Regions from separate parts of the Homo sapiens genome. Here region 1 is linked to region 2. A link is a loop called in an ENCODE intact Hi-C map of the cell type or tissue named here. Cell type or tissue: ovary. All regions are shown on one strand. Links, peaks and the distances in the headings refer to the core of each region. The heading gives the core; the rest is flanking DNA. Region 1 overlaps TIAM1 (TIAM Rac1 associated GEF 1). Region 2 has its middle 22 kb from the start of TIAM1-AS1.

Region 1 (8,337 bases), core at 227-8,226, 390 kb after region 2:
TTTAAAGTACAAACGCTTCTTGAGATATAGTTTTAGTTTTGTTCACTAAACCTGGCTTTAGTCCAACCAGCCTAAGGATGTTGTGGCCAGCGGGCCTGTCTTATGATACTGAGTTGTTGTCTGAGACCAGCAAAAGACACAGTGATATTCACACTAATTTCAAAGAAAACTAGGAAGTAGTATTATGAAAATATAGGAAAGATTATGCACAAAGCTCTAGTCCCACTAGATCCTGTGGAAATGATTAAAACAAACAGTTATATACTGCCACCTGGAGGAAGGGTTTGGCTCTTAAAGTTTTAAAAAATAAAAGTAAGGCTCCTGATAAGTTGAAGTGAACGTAGTTGATAACATTTCCTTGAGCATTTTGTGGTGTTAGGTTATACATTGTAAACCTTATTGAATTTAGTATTTAGAGTTTTGGTGGCTATTTTCTGAATGAAAAAGTAGTATAACTGATTTCTTCTCATTTGTAAATGTATCAGTATGAAACATTTCTAAAGTATAACACTGAAACCACATTCAGTCATGCCCTTGACACGTTGCATTTGGTGGAAATTGCATTAAATTGAGGTGTTTAAAAGGATCCAAGCTGTCCTGTCCACGTTCCTATCCCCCACACTCCTTGGCATTCTATTATAGCAAACGCTTTCTCAGGCTCCTGAGTCACAAGTATTATGCTGACCTTTCAAATGCCCCAAGCAAATAAAGAGAAGAAACTGGCCACTCTTTTCTACCTGCCTGAATAAAATCGTTTCTGGACGAATGGCTGTGTGGTCAGGGATACGGGCAAGTTTAGATAATCATCAAGACTTCTCTTTAGTGCTAACGGCCACGTTTTTTGTTATTGACCTTGGCTCAAAATTGGTTTTCATTTTAAGATAGAGTAATAATTTTAAAAATCTATATGAGCATTTGACACATCTATTTGTTTGTGAGTTTTTATTATAAATTTTGGATTTGAACCTTTGACTGACCTAAGAGGGTAGGTTCCCTTTGCGTTCATACCCTGTGTTCCAGTGAAGGCTGATCTGGGAGGCATCGTAGTGTAGTGGAAAGAATGCGGCTCTAGAGCCAGTGAGACCTGGGTTCATAATCCCAGCTGTGTATGAACTGGTCTTCTGAATTTAGGAAAGTACTTTCTCTTTAGGCTCTTGCCTTTATTTGTAAAATGGACATCACGCTTGTCTCATGGAGTTAGCGTGAGAGGCGTGACACATGGTCAGAACTCTGTAAGTTATTGTCTTGATGATAGATCTTGACATAAGAAAACGAAATATCCGGCTGGGCGCGGTGGCTCACGCCTGTAATCCCAGCACTTTGGGAGGCTGAGGCGGGCGGATCACGAGGTCAGGAGATCGAGACTATGGTGAAACCCTGTCTCTACTAAAAATACAAAAAAAAAAAAAAAGCCGGGCGCGGTGGCGGGCGCCTGTAGTCCCAGCTACTCGGTAGGCTGAGGCAGGACAATGGCGTGAACCTGGGAGGCGGAACTTGCAGTGAGCCGAGATCACACCGCTGCACTCCAGCCTGGGCGACAGAGCGAGACTCCGTCTCAAAAAAAAAAAAAAGAAAAAAGAAAATGAAATATTGATTAATTTAAACAACATTTATGATGTGTGAACTCTGCATCATTCTTATCTTGACTTTGTACAAAGCTCTTTTTCCAGCCTTTTTTGTTTAAAAAATTTTTTAAATAATTTTAACTCTTATTTTAGATTCAAGGGGCACATGTGCAGGTTTGTTACCTGAGTATATCGCATGATGCTGAGGTTTAGGGTACTGTTGATCCTGTCACCTAGGTAGTAAGCCTAGTGCCCAGCAGTTAGTCTCACAACCCTTGTCCTCCTCCTGCCTTCCCCCTCTGGTAGTCCCCAGTATCTATTGTTGCCATTTTTATGTCCATGAGTACTCATTGTTTAGCCCCTAGTTGTAAGTGAGAAGGTATTTGGTTTTCTGTTCCTGTGTTAATTCACGTAGGATAATGGCTTCCAGCTGCATCCATGTTGCTGTAAAGAACATGATTTTGTTCTTTTTCATGGCTACATAGTATTCTGTGGTATACATGTACCACATTTTCTTTATCCAATCCACCCTGGATGGGCATATAGATTGATTCCACATCTTTGCTATTGTGAATAGTGCTGCAATGAACATACAGTGCACGTGTCTTTTTGGTAGAATGATTTATTTTCTTTTGGATGTATACCAAGTAATGGGATTGCTGCGTCAAGCGGTAGTTCTAAGTTCTTTGAGAAGTCTCCAAACTGCTTTCCACAGTGGCTGAACTAATTTACATTCCCAACAACAGTGTATAAGTGTTTCCTTCTCAGCCGGGCATGGTGGCTCATGCCTGTAATTCCTGCACTTTGGGAGGCTGAGGTGGGCGGATCATTTGAGGTCAGAGTTTGAGACCAGCCTGTCCAACATGGCAAAACCCCATCTCCACTAAAAATACAAAAAAAAAAAAAATTAGCCAGATGTGGTAGCAAACGCCTGTAATCCCAGCTACTCAGGAGGCTGAGGCAGGAGAATTGCTTGAACCTGGGAGATGGAGGCTGCAGTGAGCCGAGATCGCGCCACTGCACTCCAGCCTGGGCAACAGAGCAACACTCCGTGTGAAAAAAAAAAAAAAGAAAAAAGAAAAGAAAAGCATTCCCTTCTCTCTGCAGCCTCACCAACATTTGTTGTTTTTTGACTTTTTAGTAATAGCCATTCTGATTGGTGTGAGATGGTATCTCATTGTGGTTTTGGTTTACATTTCTCTGATAATTAGCGATGTGTACATTTTTTCATATATTTATTGGCCACATATATGTCTTATCTTGAGAAGTGCCCGTTCATGTCTTTTGCCCATTTTTTGATGAGATTATTCACTTTTTGCTGATTTAAGTTCCTTATAGTTTCTGGATATTACAGCTTTGTCAGATGCACAGTTTGGAAATATTTTCTCCCATACTGTAGATTGTCTGTTTATTGACAGTTTCTTTTTCTGTGCAGAAGCTCTTTAGTTTAATTAGGTCCCACTTTTCCATTTTCATTTTTGTTGCAGTTGCTTTTGAGGACTTAGTCATAAGTTATTTCCTTTCTTGGGCTTTTAGAAGGCTGATTAATTTGTGTACTTCAGTTTTCTAGCTAATTTCGATACAGTTCAGTGGCTAAAAAAAAGAATATCCTCCTTTACGTAATTTGTTTTCTGTTTCAATGCTATCATTTGTCTCTACTTATTTGTACTATGATGAACTTTTTGAATGGAAGCATAGAGATTTATCTTATTTCCATGAATTCCATACCAAGATCTTTATAACCTCTTCTTGATTTTAATAAACTTTTTCTCCCCACAACTAGAGATCTCCATTACTTTAGCATTATTTTTCAGGTCTGTGATAGACATTGGGTAGGAATAGACAGACAGAGTGATGTGGAGGAATTACTTAGAAACCAAACTGTGGCTATGTTTGAGGACGACAGCTGGAAGTTTTTACTTTTACTTTTTACTTTTAATGAGTTTCGTTTAATGATAAGATTGTGAAGTGCAAATTCACGTAAGTATCAATTGTGAAAAAATAGATTTATGAAATGATGACCATTTTTAAAAGTTAGTTATAATGAAATTCTAATTAGATTCCCCTTTGTAACTTTCAGCTGTACAAAGAAATTGAAATCTGTCCAAAAGTCACTCAGAGCATCCACATTGAGAAGTCAGATACAGCTGCTGATACTTACGGTAAGTTTATTTTTCTTTGTTTGTGTTTTAAGGTAAAGTATTTCTTATGTAAGCATGCATTTATTTACAGTTCAACAAAATGCCTTTGAGTCCTATCTAAAACAGATAGTATATCTGGCTCCTGCTCTGTGGAGGGCAGCCACACTAGGGAATAACAGGGATATTTACTCTGGGTACGATGTAGACTTTGGTGTTAAATTTCATAACTTTAATTACTGGGATTCTACTGTCCTAAAAAGGAAGTGGGTAGCTTATTTTATATGTCAAAAGATAAAATTACAACAAGTTTAGTTATAAATCTGACTGGCTTTTATTTGTGATTCATGCATGGGATAGCCTCCATTCTACAAAATAGAATGAGAGCTCCCTCTGGGCAGTGGCAGAACAGTGATGTTTGTAAGTTGGCGACAAGGAAACAGAACAGTGGAAGAAGAAAACTGATTGTTTAACTTAGCTTACTTCAGGTTACTTTTTTGTAAGGGTTAAAGCAGAGGGGACCTACTTATTTTGTTGACTCAGGTAGACCGGAATCTCATGTTTTCAGGAAAAACTGGTCTGTTTGGGGATCTACTTGCTTCCTGAAAGTTTTAGTTTGATTATGTGGCATCCAGCATGAGTGATTCCATTTTTATTTGATCTGGCCTTTCGGGCATAATGCAGGAACTCAGTTCACAACAATGACCTCCCATAATTTTTGTTTAACATATACTATGATGTACCTTAGTAATGTAGGAATTATTCTTTTACACCCCCTCCCGAAAACTATAAATTTTGAGAAATCTCAAAATAAGTAAGCCATTATCCTACATTATCCTCCCTTCCCATACAAATAATGTTAAAGGAACTATTTTGGTGGTGTGTAGGGGGGTCCCCAAGACCATCCCTAGGTTTGCTGATTCACTAGGAAGACCCACAGAGCTCAGCCTCTGGTCATACTCACAACTATGATTTTTTTAATAGCAAATTATACTGAAGCGGCTTCGTTGTCTTGGGTAAATACCCACGGTTCGTTGTCTCATGCCAAGGGAATCGAGGATGCGGACACACAAGAAGTGGGTTTAGGAGTAGAGGTTTAACAGGCAAAAAAAAAGAGAAAGGAGAATAGCTCTCTCTCCTGCAGAGAGAGAGGGGTGCCCGAGTGGGTCTTCCGGCCAGCGGCGGAATGCACTGGATTTGTATAGCCAGGCTTGAGGAGGCGGTGTCTGATTTACATAAGGCCCACAGATTGTTTGGACCAGGTGTGAGGTCTACACAGCACGCATGGAAGCTGGCTGCCCTATCCTAATCTTTATTATGCAAATGGAGTCTTTGCCTGGCGGGGGCCATGTTCACTGCTTCTTACTGTACGCATGGCTGACAAAGAGAAGAGAGGATGGAGCCGCCATTTTGAACATGCTTAGTCCCAGCTAGCTTTTCCCGATTCACACTGCCGGCACTCACCGGTGTAAGCTTCCAGCTTGCTTGTCTGTGTGTGCAGCTTGATTTTACAGGCTGCTTTTTGTTACAAAAAAAAATTATTTGGGGGTTGCTTTTCATTAAAAGGAAAATGTTACTGAGGATTTTCTTCTCCTCGCTCTCTGCCTAAATCATTTCATCTTAACTCCTGTATCAACACAAAGCAAAATCAGCAAAGGGAAAAGGCGCATGGAGTGAAGTCTAGGGGAAACCAGGTGTGAGCTTCAGCGGGCCCTGTTTCAGTGGAGTCACGTAGAATGAGGATAACTCCTGCAGCACCAAGTTGTGAGGACACCTGAGAAATGCTCTCTCCTAGGGAAGGTGGTTAGAGAGTCAGTGCCCAGGGCTTTTCTGGGGAGGCTGGTTCCCTAGGCACCCTCTGCCTAGCATGCACCAAAATTCCAGACTCCCAGGAGGAAAGTAGGCGTTCACCATAAATCCCATTGTTTGTACCACAGTTTAGGCACTGTGAGCCACTCAGGGTGTTGGGAACCCTCCCAAAATCCAAGTTCTCAGGATACCAGCCAAGGTTCAAATTTGTAAGCGGGCCTTTCGAAGAATAGCAGTCATGCCTGCTGTGTTAACGCTTTCCTATGCGGTTGTCTACATTCTGGCGGAGTTAAATATATATTCCTTTCCATATGTTTAAGACCAGTCTTCTTTACTTAGCATTACACTGTATGGCTTGAATAGTAACAGAGTTGGTGCCTGAGTAAATTAAGTGAGGAAAATCCATGCTGTGCTGTATCAGTCAGGAGTGGCGAGGTTAGCTGAGGTAACAGACAGCCACCAAAGCCCGGTGGCTCGAAACAGTGACATTTATTTCTCACATTCACCACGCGTCCCTTGTGGGTTGGCTGGGACTCCATACGTTGTCCTCATTCCACACCCAGGTCTGGAGCAGCTGCCACCTGGGACAGTGCTTGTCACTCTGCAGAGGGGGAAGGGGAGATGGGAAAGCAGGTGTTGTCCCACTCCCAATTCATTGGCCAAAGCAAGTCACACAGCCATACCTACCTACGAGGGAGCACTGAAGTGTGATTCTACTGTTTGGTAGAAGGAGAACAAAGTTCCCGGTGGAAAGACATAAAGACTACCTCATATGCTCGCTTAAGATTTCTCTCTGAATCAAGTTATTAAGCTGTCTTTTTTTTTTTTAAGACACAGTTTCCCTCTGTCGCCCAGGCTGAAGTGCAGTGGCGCGATCTCAGCTCACTCCAACCTCTGCCTCCCAGGTTCAAGTGATTCTCCTGCTTCCCAAGTAGCTGGGATTACAGGCGTGTGCCACCATGCCTGGCTAATTTTTGTACTTTTAGAAGAGACGGGTTTCACCGTGTTGGCCAGGGTGGTCTTGAACTCCTGACCTCAACTGATCCACCCACCTCGGCCTCCCAAAGTGCTGGGATTACAGGCATGAGCCACTGTGCCTGGCCCAGGTTATTAAGCTTTTTAGCATTTGAAAATCTTTAAAACTCTTTTCTGAGCACTGGGATATTACATTCCTTCTGCACCTTCCCCTGTAGGCCACCAGTCTTCATCTCGGAATACTCAATAGAGGATTTGGGCCTAATGAAGAGAATCCAGTTTTGAACCCTGGCCACTTGCGTTATAACTTTATGCTGTTTATTTCTTGACCTTAAAACTAAAGACATAATAAAGCCAGGAGAATGTTTCTCATGGCAAGGAATAAATGTTTATGAGCGGCTTATTATGCAGCAAAAAGCCGACCTCAGTAATTAGAGCTGTAATTGGTAGCAGTGAAGTGCCTGGATCCTCCAAAATTAGATGCTCCATAATGATTATTCTTTTTCTCTTCAGTTTACTTAATTTTTGTTGAGTAAGGATAAACTAGCAAAGATCAAGTTCAGAAGGCTGAATTTCAAAGCTCTTGGACTCTGCTTCTAAGATTGAGTGATTCAGGGACTCAGAAATTGGAACTGGGCATGAAACTGCTACCGTTTGTATACATTTTAATACTTTTTGTTAAAGTCACTGAATTACTCACAGAACCCATTTACTTTTACCCCCTGAGGAGGGTATGACAGGGCACCAGGCGTCAGTCTTGAGAGTGTTACAAACAGTGCTTCCCAACTCATCCGATGTAAAGAAGCAGGTATTTTGTTTTGTTTTAATTTCCACTCTTTTGTGACCACTGCTGCTTTTGTGAAATACAAAATCCCATGCTTGGAGGTTGTGGCAATGTCAAAGCTACAAGAGGTTCTCAATGCTTAGTCTTGATTTCTGTCCTGACATTACTGCCATTAGCAAACAGTTGGCACCTGTTCCCTGACTTCACTTTGAAAAGCCCTGCCACAGGCTGGACACAGAGGGTCACACCTGTAATCCCAGCATTTTGGGAGGCCGAGGTGGGCAGATCATGAGGTCAAGAGATTGAGACCATCCTGGCCAACATGGTGAAACCCCATCTCTACTAAAGATAAAAAAATTAGACGGGCTTGGTGACACACACCTGTAGTCCCAGGTACTCGGGAGGCAGGAGAATCACTTGAACCTGGGAGGCAGAGGTTGCAGTGAGCTGAGATTGTGCCACTGCACTCCCGCCTGGTGACAGAGTGAGACTCTGTCTCAAAGAAAAAAAAAAGAAAAGAAAAGCCTGCCACTCATGGCTAATAAGCTCAGTTAAATCATTTCTTCTCCGTGCTCGGGTTGGTTTTGGCATTTGATGTTCCAGCAGCGTATTGATTGAAGAGGTGAAACATTCCCCCAGTCCTCAGAGATCTGATTGCCTCTGGATTAAAAGCTACCGCAGAGTCGAAATTCAGCCCATCTGTATCTAATATTAACACCTAGCTAAGTGGCTTCTGGTTAGATACTGAGTTCAGTACAAGTAAAAGCTGCCGGCACAAACACAGAAACACCTCACAATACAGATCATATGCTGCTTTCTATTTTAGAACACTTTAGGGAGGAGAATATAATTTAATAATCCAACTGACTGAACACACTTAAAGCGGGAACATTTACTTAATTTCTCTCTCTTGCCTCTCTCTCCATCTCAGCCCTCAGCTCACTCCCACACTTTACTGTTGAAATTAGTTCACATATCCAGTTACATGATACTTAGACTAAGCATGAGACCCTCGGCTGCCTTGAAGTAGAAGGATGCGTCATTTCAGCAACTTAATGTTCCTTTT
Region 2 (8,337 bases), core at 188-8,187:
CTCCCAAGTAGCTGGGATTACAGGCACGCACCCGGCTAATTTTTTTTTTTTTTTTTTTTGCATTTTTAGTAGAGATGGGGTTTTACCATGCTGGTCAGGCTGGTCTCAAATTCCTGACCTCAAGTGATCAGCCCACCTCAGCCTCCCAAAGTGCTGGGATTACAGACATGAGTCACTGTGCCCGGCCTCTTCTGACTCTCTTTTCTACCCCTAGAAGATAACTAGAAAGGCAGGCTTTTAGAGCTGCATTAGGAGTGAACAGAAATCTGCCACTTAATTGTCTAAATGGGGAAACTGAGGTGCAGTGAAGTCAGGTTCCTGGGCTAGCCCACTCTGGAACAAGATGACAAAGCCAGGAGGGGACTCCAGTTCCATTGCTCTGTCCTGAGCTGTCTCAGTCAGGTAACCATGGCTGTATACCTGCCACCGCTTCCTAGAGGGTCACTGTGTCTCCAGAATCTGGGGGAAAACATTAGCTTCTTATTAAAACATATGAGGATAGTCCGGACTTGATGGCTCACACTGTAATCCCAGCTCTTTGGGAGGCCGAGGTGGGTGGATCACCTGAAGTCAGGAGTTTGAGAACAGCCTGACCAACGAAGTGAAACCCTGTCTCTACTAAAAATACAAAAATGAGTCGGGCATGGTGGTGGGCACCTGTAATCCCCAGCTACTTGAGAGGCTGAGGCAGGAGACTCATTTGAACCTGGGAGGCAGGGTTGCAGTGAGCAGAGACAGCACCATTGCACTCCAGCCTGGGCAACAAGAGCGAAACTCTGTCTCAAAAAAAAGAAAAGAAAAAGAAAAAAAGAAAAAATGTGCATTTACTAACTACTTGGGCCATGGATGCCAGATCCCCCAGAGAGTACAAAAGTCGATATTTTACTTTATGGAAGAGTTTTTAAGCAGAGAAGTAAGCCTTCAAATAGGCTCCACGAATGTATCAGCTCTATTTGTGGAGGTAGGTCTGTAGCAAGTAGGAGAGGGAAACCATCCTCGTTTCCCTTGTGCTGTTATCATTATTATTTGTTATTTGTAGGTGTGACCAGGGCACAGAATATAAAAGAAAACACTTAAGAAGCCTCTGTGAGGTTACGGGTCTGGTTACTGAGACCTCTCTATAATATGCAGATTTGGCTGGGTGCAGTGGCTCATGCCTGTAATCCCAGCACTTTGGGAGGCCAACATGGGCGCATCGCCTGAGGTCAGGAGTTCGAGACCAACCTGGCCAACATGGTGAAACCCGTCTCTACTAAAAAAACAAAAATTAGCCAGACGTGGTGGCAGGCACTTGTAATCCTAGCTACTTGGGAGGCTGAGGCAGGAGAATTGCTGAAACCTAGGAGGTGGAGGTTGCAGTGGGCCGAGATCGTGCCACTGCACTCCAGCCTGGGGGTCAGAGAGAGACCTTGTCTCAAAAAAAAAAAAAAAAAAAGGCCATGATGATAATGGCGGTTTTGTGGAATGGAAAGGGGGGGAAAGGTGGGGAGAAGATTGAGAAATCGGATGGTTGCCGTGTCTGTGTAGAAGGAAGTAGACATGGGAGACTTTTCATCTTGTTCTGTACTAAGAAAAATTCTTCTGCCTTGCGATCCTGTTGATCTGTGACCTTACCCCCAACCCTGTGCTATCTGAAACATGTGCTGTGTTCACTCAGGGTTAAATGGATTAAGGGCGGTGCAAGATGTGCTTTGTTAAACAGATGCTTGAAGGCAGCATGCTCGTTAAGAGTCATCACCACTCCCTAATCTCAAGTACCCAGGGACACAAACACTGCGGAACGCCGCAGGGTCCTCTGCCTAGGAAAACCAGAGACCTTTGTTCACTTGTTTTATCTGCTGACCTTCCCTCCACTATTGTCCTATGACCCTGCCAAATCCCCCTCTGCGAGAAACACCCAAGAATGATCAATAAAAAAAAAAAAAAAAAAAAAAAAGCATATTCATTCATTTTAGCTTTCTGAGGATATTGGTCAGTCCTTCCCAAGAAGCCGGCTGCATGATGGACCCTCATTTCCATTGCCTGTGGACTGGCTTTACTATCTGTAATTAACAGTGAGGAACTTCGTGGATGGTATTCTTTTGTAGGCATGAATTTCTAACCGAAGAACATCTTTCAGCTCTCAGCATTGTTCATCTGAATGTTGCTATGAGACTGCGGCTATTTATTCCTCTAAAGATCTCTTGCGTGGCTCTGGTGACAGAGTGTATTTTTCATAGCTATGCAGTCTTTCTTCTTATGTAAAAAAGAAATAGGAGATTCTTGCCATTTATTTAACATCGCCTATGAATACATAAGAATATTAGATGGGGGTGGACACCAGAGGTCTTGGGGGAGTAGAGGCCCTTTCAACTGTTTAATTTCTGTTTTATTCCGATGACGTGGTAGAAAGTTGATTTGCCTTGAAGAATCAAAGACCATCAAGCTCTCAGTGCATGTTCCAATAATGTGCTTAAACAGTTAAAAATAGATATGTTTTGGAATAATAATAATCAATGGGTTTGGAATAATAATAATACATGGGCTTTAGAGTAAATAGGCTATAAATATTCTTACCAGTCAATACTATGGGGGATATGTATCTCACAATACAGAGGCATGGTTTCACCTGCCTATTAACCTTTTCTTCTTTTCAGCTTGAAAACATCAATTTTCTTTTTCTTTCTTTTTTTTTTTAAATAGATTTTCACTCTGTCGCCCAGGCTGGAGTGCAGTGGCATGATCTTGGCTCACTGCAACCCCCACCTCCCAGGCTCAAGCGATTCTCCTGCCTCAGCCTCCCAAGTAGCTGGGATTACAGGTGCCCACCACCGCATCTGGCTAATTTTTGTATTTTGTAGTAGAGACAGTGCTTCACCATGTTGGCCAGGCTGGTCTCAGGTGATCCGCCCACCTCAGTCTCCCAAAATGCCGGGATTACAGGCGTGAGCTACCACACCCCGTTGAAAACCTCACCTCTGGGGATTTACCCCTCTCTCAGGGTGATAGTCAAAATCTGCAACAACTGGAATGCTTGGGCATGACCACATTCAACCAACCAGAATGGATGCTCAACCCTGCCTTCCTCCGCAGATACACTTTTGGGGAGTCCTGAAATCAGAATGTCCTGCCCTTCTTTATCCAAAGGCTGGACATGAACCAAGTGAGGCCTAACAGACTCTCTATCCCCAGAATTTGTATACTGATCAGTGACACAGGCAGGGCTGAAAACAATTGTCCCAAAGGTGTTGCCCTGGAAACACCAGCTTCCTGGACACCTAATACCGTTTCCTGTCCTTTGTGAGATGTCGTTGTTCAGCTTGTACTGTTTTTCTATAAGCCACCACCATATCCATCTAATACATTTCCTTTGTTTATTTCTTTTTTGCTTATATTACCTAGACTCTATTTCTATTACAAACAAGGCAACAGAAATGAATGTATCAGGTGTTTGTGGGGAGAGCACCAGTCCTGCTTCCCTTGTGCTGTTATTATTATTATTGTTATTGTTATTATTATTATTGAGATGGATTCTCGCTCTGTGGCCCAGACAGGAGTACAGTGGTGCAAATTCAGCTCACTGCAACCTCCGCCTCCCGGGTTCAAGTGATTCTCTTGCCTCAGCCTCCTGAGTAGCTGGGACTACAGGTGCGTGCCACCATGCCCAACTAATTTTTGTATTTTTAGTAGAGATGGGGTTTCACTGTTGGCCAGGCTGGTCTCAAACTCCTGACTTCGTGATCCACCTGCCTCGGCCTCCCAAAGTGTTAGGATTACAGGAGTGAGCCACTGCGCCTGGCCGTGCTATTATTATTATTTGTTATTTGTAGGTATGACCAGTACACAGAACATTTAAAAAAAGCACAAAAACACTTCTAAGAAACCTTTGTATTTTGAAAAATACGATCTTAAAGCAAATTTTCTGTAATGGGAATCCTGTTTTCCTATCATTTTGTTACAGAATTGTAGGAATATTCCTCTGGGAGGAAAAATGTCTTCAACAGAATAAGTAGAAAACAGGATAAAAATGAAAATAAGAAAAACTGTTGTGGGGCAATGGGCCTGTTTATGCACTGGTGTAACGAAAGGCTTGGACCAGAAACAGCAGAAGTGCCAAGCTTTCTGTGAGTTGCTAGCCCTATGTGGAGCTAAAATTTTTTTTTCAGCCAGGCACAATGGCTCATGCCTGTAATCCCAGCACTTCAGGAGGCTGATGTGGGTGGATTGCTTGAGCTCAGGAGTTCAAGACCAGTCTGGGTAACATGGTGAAACCTTGTCTCTACAAAAAATACAAAAATTAGCCAGGCGTGGTGGCTCGTGCCTGTGGTCCCAGCTACTTGGTAGGCTGAGGTGGGCAGATCGCTTGAGCCTGGGAGGTGGAGGTTGTAGTGAACTGGGATGACACAATAACACTACCGTCTGGGTGACAGAGTGAGATTCTTGTCTCAAAAAAAGAAAAAATTTTTTTCTTTGACATAGACGCTTAGTCACTAGATTAAGTCCTCTAGAACACTAGAACATGTTTCTTTCACGCTAAAGCACACACGAATCACTTGGAGGATCTCATGAAAATGTAGAGTCTGAGCCAGTGCCTGTATTCCCAGCAACTCAGGAGGCTGAGGCAGGAGGATTGCTTGAGCTTAGGAGTTTGAGACCAGCCTGGGTAACACAGCAAGACCCGGTCTCTAAAAAAAAAAATGTAGAGTCTGATCCCACATTTACAAGCTCCTAGTGATCCCGATACTGCAGGCCCTAGGACCACACTTTGCACAGCAAGATTGAAGGTCAGGATTTCTCTCCAGCCTCAGCTTCCCAGGTACTCCACTCAGGGGTTCCAGACCATCTCCGTCTGTCCAGACTAGAACACACTTGTCACACCATGCCTAGCCAGCAGGTGTCATCAGAGTGCTCTGAGAGTCACACCAGATCAGATTTCTAAGGACCCTTGATATGTTTCAAAAAGATTCATGTATAGGAGCTGTAAGAATCTCCCAAGTAAGCATATTCCATAGCTTTGGGTTATAATTTGAACCCCCAAGCAAAGTGACCAGTGAGGGAGACTCTCACTAAGTATTTATTTTTATTTATTTATTTATTTTTTGAGACGGAGTCTCGCTCTGTCACCCAGGCTGGAGTGCAGTGGCACGATCTCAGCTCACTGCAACCTCCGCCTCTGGGTTCAAGCGATTCTCCTGCCTCAGCCTCCCAAGTAGCTGGGATTACAGGCATTTGCCACCACACCTGGCTAATTTTCGCATTTTTAGTAGAGACGGGGTTTCACCATGTTGGCCAGGATGGTCTGGATCTCCTGACGTCGTGATCTGCCCGCCTTGGCCTCCCAGAGTGCTGGGATTACAGGTGTGAGCCACCATGCCTGGCCAAATCTCACTAAGTATTTTTATAACTGTTTTTTTCTTTCTGATTTTAAAATCATCTGTCCATGCCGTACTGTGGAAATTTGGCTCTAGACATTTGTAATAGGTAAGAAGTGCTTTAGCCATGCTTGCTACAGTTCAATTTTTAGACAGCTTTCTCATGCATTTATCTTATTGCTAGAAGAATCTTTGCTACTATTATTATTCCCACTTTACAGATGAGAAAACAAAGGCAGAGAGGGGATGTAGTGATTAGTTCAGTGCAACAAAGATAGAGATGAGATTCAACCTCAAGCTTCTACTTATAAGTCTCTTCTTATCCTAGTGTTTATGGAGAAGGAAAAAGATGGCATTTGGGCTTTCTTTTGCAAAAAAACTTTATTCTTCTTACCCAGATTGAAAGTTAACTAATCTCTATAGGGGATAATGGTCTACACTTTAGGAGTTCCTGGGTTCCTGATCAAAGGCGCTGGGATACTGATAGTTCTCAGCATAAATCCTCCCCAAATAAAATTACACACTTTGAATTGAATACAATGATCTGAGATGCAAGAGTTCTATAAACATTGTATTTATTCCTGTCCTACATATGGTATCAAAACCCCCTTACAAATTTTCTGGGGAGATTAGAAATTAGTGAAGAGGTAACTTTTTTTTTTTTTTTTTTTTTTTGAGACGGAGTCTAACTCTGTAACCCAGGCTGGAGTGCAGTGGCGTGATCTCGGCTCACTGCAACCTCTGCCTCCCGGGTTTAAGTGATTCTCCTGCCTCAGCCTCCTGAGTAGCTGGGACTACAGGCATGCACCACCACGCCCAGCTGATTTTTTTTTTGTATTTTTAGTAGAGACAGGGTTTCACTATGTTGGTCAGGATGGTCTCGATCTCTTGACCTCATGATCCACCCGCCTTAGCCTCCCGAAGTGCTGGGATTATAGGCATAAGCCACTGTGCCCGGCCGTGAAGAGGCAACATTTTGAGTGTATTAAAACAAAGGCTTTCATGGTGCCTGAGTGGAGGGGCATTTAGGGGAGTTGATATGTCATCTTTGAGAACCTGCTGCAGGTTTTGCAACCCCAGTAATCTCCTCCCATGCCCCACACTCATCAAATCTGGAAGAAAGAGACCACTGTCATCATCAAGGCCAAGAAGAGCAGATTTGTGAGCATCCAATCTCAGGGCAGGAGGGGCTGCTGTGGGTGACTGCTAATGCCTTTTCTAGCTCCAGGGACCTCAAGACCATCGACTTCAAGCATTTTGCAAAATGGGTTATATGGGGTATTAATATGGAGAATTGGGGAAAAAATGTTGCTATGGTCAAATACATTTGAGAAACTGGTTGAAATGAAGGCACACACGTTTCTTGCTTTCAAGCAGGGCTTTCTGGAGCAGTTCACGCGCATTTTGAATCTTCAATGAAGGGATGGGGAAATGTGCCCCACTTCCTAGAGATGAGAATAAGGAATCTTTTGTTTTTGGAATATCTGGAGTTTACAGAACACCTTCTGAAAATCCTGATCTAATTTATTAGAGCCAGCTTCATGGGCATGTGACCTCCATGGTTGCACAGGTCCCCACAGTTGGTTTAATGCTGTGCTGCTGCTGCCTCCAAATTTTGAGTACATTTTGAACAAAGGGCTCCACGTTTCGATTTTGTATCAGGCCCTGCAAATTATGTAGTTGGCTCTGCCTATGGATGCCCCAGAGGAGGAAATGGAGGTCCAGAGAAGAGAAGGGTCTTGAGATGGAGTTTCACTCTTGTTGCCCAGGCTGGAGTGCAATGGTGCGATCTCGACTCACTGCAACCTCCGCCTCCTGGGTTCAAGCGATTCTCCTGTCTCAGCCTCCCGAATAGCTGAGATTAACAGCATCCGCCACCACACCTGGCTAATTTTTGTATTTTTAGTAGAGACGGAGTTTCACCATGTTGGCCAGGCTGGTCTTGAACTCCTGACCTCGTGATCCACATGCCTTGGCCTCCCAAAGTGCTGGGATTACAGGCGTAAGCCACCTTGCCTGGCCTTATTTTTTATTTTTATTTTTTTTCTAAGATGGAGTCTCTGTCTGTTGCCCAGGCTGGAGTGCAGTGGTGCGATCTTGGCTCACTGCAACCTCTGCCTCCCAGGTTCAAGCAATTCTCCTGCCTCAGCCTCCCCAAGTAGCTGGGACGACAGGTGTGCACCACCATGCCCAGCTAATCTTTGCGTTTTTAGTAGAGATGGGGTTTCACCATGTTGGCCAGGCTAGTCTCGAACTCCTGACCTCACGTGATCCACCTGTCTTGGCCTCCCAAAGTGCTGGGATTACAGGCAAAAGCCACCTTGCCTGGCTTTTTTTTTTTTCTGAGATGGAGTCTCCCTCTGTTACCCACGCTGGACTGCAGTGGCACGATCTTGGCTCACCGCAACCTCCGCCTCCCAGGTTCAAGCGATTCTCCTGCCTCAGCCTCCCCAAATAGCTGGCACTACAGGTGTGTGCCACCATGCCCAGCTAATCTTTGTATTTTTAGTAGAGATGGGGTTTCACCATGTTGGCCAGGCTAGTCTCGAACTCCTGACCTCAGGTGATCCGCCCGCCTCGGCCGCCCAAAGTGCTGGGATTACAGGTGTGAGCCACTGCGCCCAGCCAAGAGAAGAGTCTTGATCTAAACACTCCCCACTCCTCTCCTCCTTTTCGTACTTGGCTTCCTGCCTCTGCTTGCTCTATTCTCTCCTGTCTTCTACTGCAGCCCTTCTTTCCACCGCCATCTCTTTTTCTCATTTGCATTTTCTGTTCTACTCCTTCTCCTTTTTTATCCTTTCTCTTCCACCTCTAGACATAGGAGATTTTCTCCAGCCCAGTTTTATAAGTCACTAGAATAATGTTCTCTGTGTTTCCTTGGTTCCCTTTTGGGCTTTTAATTATGAGAAGAGCCCACATACTTTATCAAATGTCCACAGTTTAGAGGATGGCCATTTATGTAAAACTGCTGTTGTAGTACAGCTGG

What was found. Hi-C counts contacts between places; a loop is a spot of excess contacts. Peaks named below come from ENCODE experiments on the same cell type or tissue, not always from the same donor. Only the 100,000 strongest peaks of a DNase experiment are listed, where the experiment ranks them.
Region 1: it touches region 2 in a loop (3-fold over the local background); 93 of 110 quality-filtered maps call a loop at or near these places.

Annotation. Positions count from the first base shown.
Region 1 is chr21:31,190,614-31,198,950 of GRCh38, reverse strand. It overlaps TIAM1 (TIAM Rac1 associated GEF 1), which reads left to right. Exons shown (of 28, transcript NM_001353694.2): 13 at 3,646-3,727. Among named protein-coding and RNA genes, the nearest start is that of TIAM1, 150 kb to the left of the region's middle. In ovary, for the core only: no CTCF peak of the experiment used is centred there; no DNase peak of the experiment used is centred there.
Region 2 is chr21:31,577,498-31,585,834 of GRCh38, reverse strand. No RefSeq gene overlaps it. Among named protein-coding and RNA genes, the nearest start is that of TIAM1-AS1, 22 kb to the right of the region's middle. RefSeq lists enhancers at 865-1,649, 1,650-2,434. In ovary, for the core only: no CTCF peak of the experiment used is centred there; a DNase peak (open chromatin) is centred at 4,844.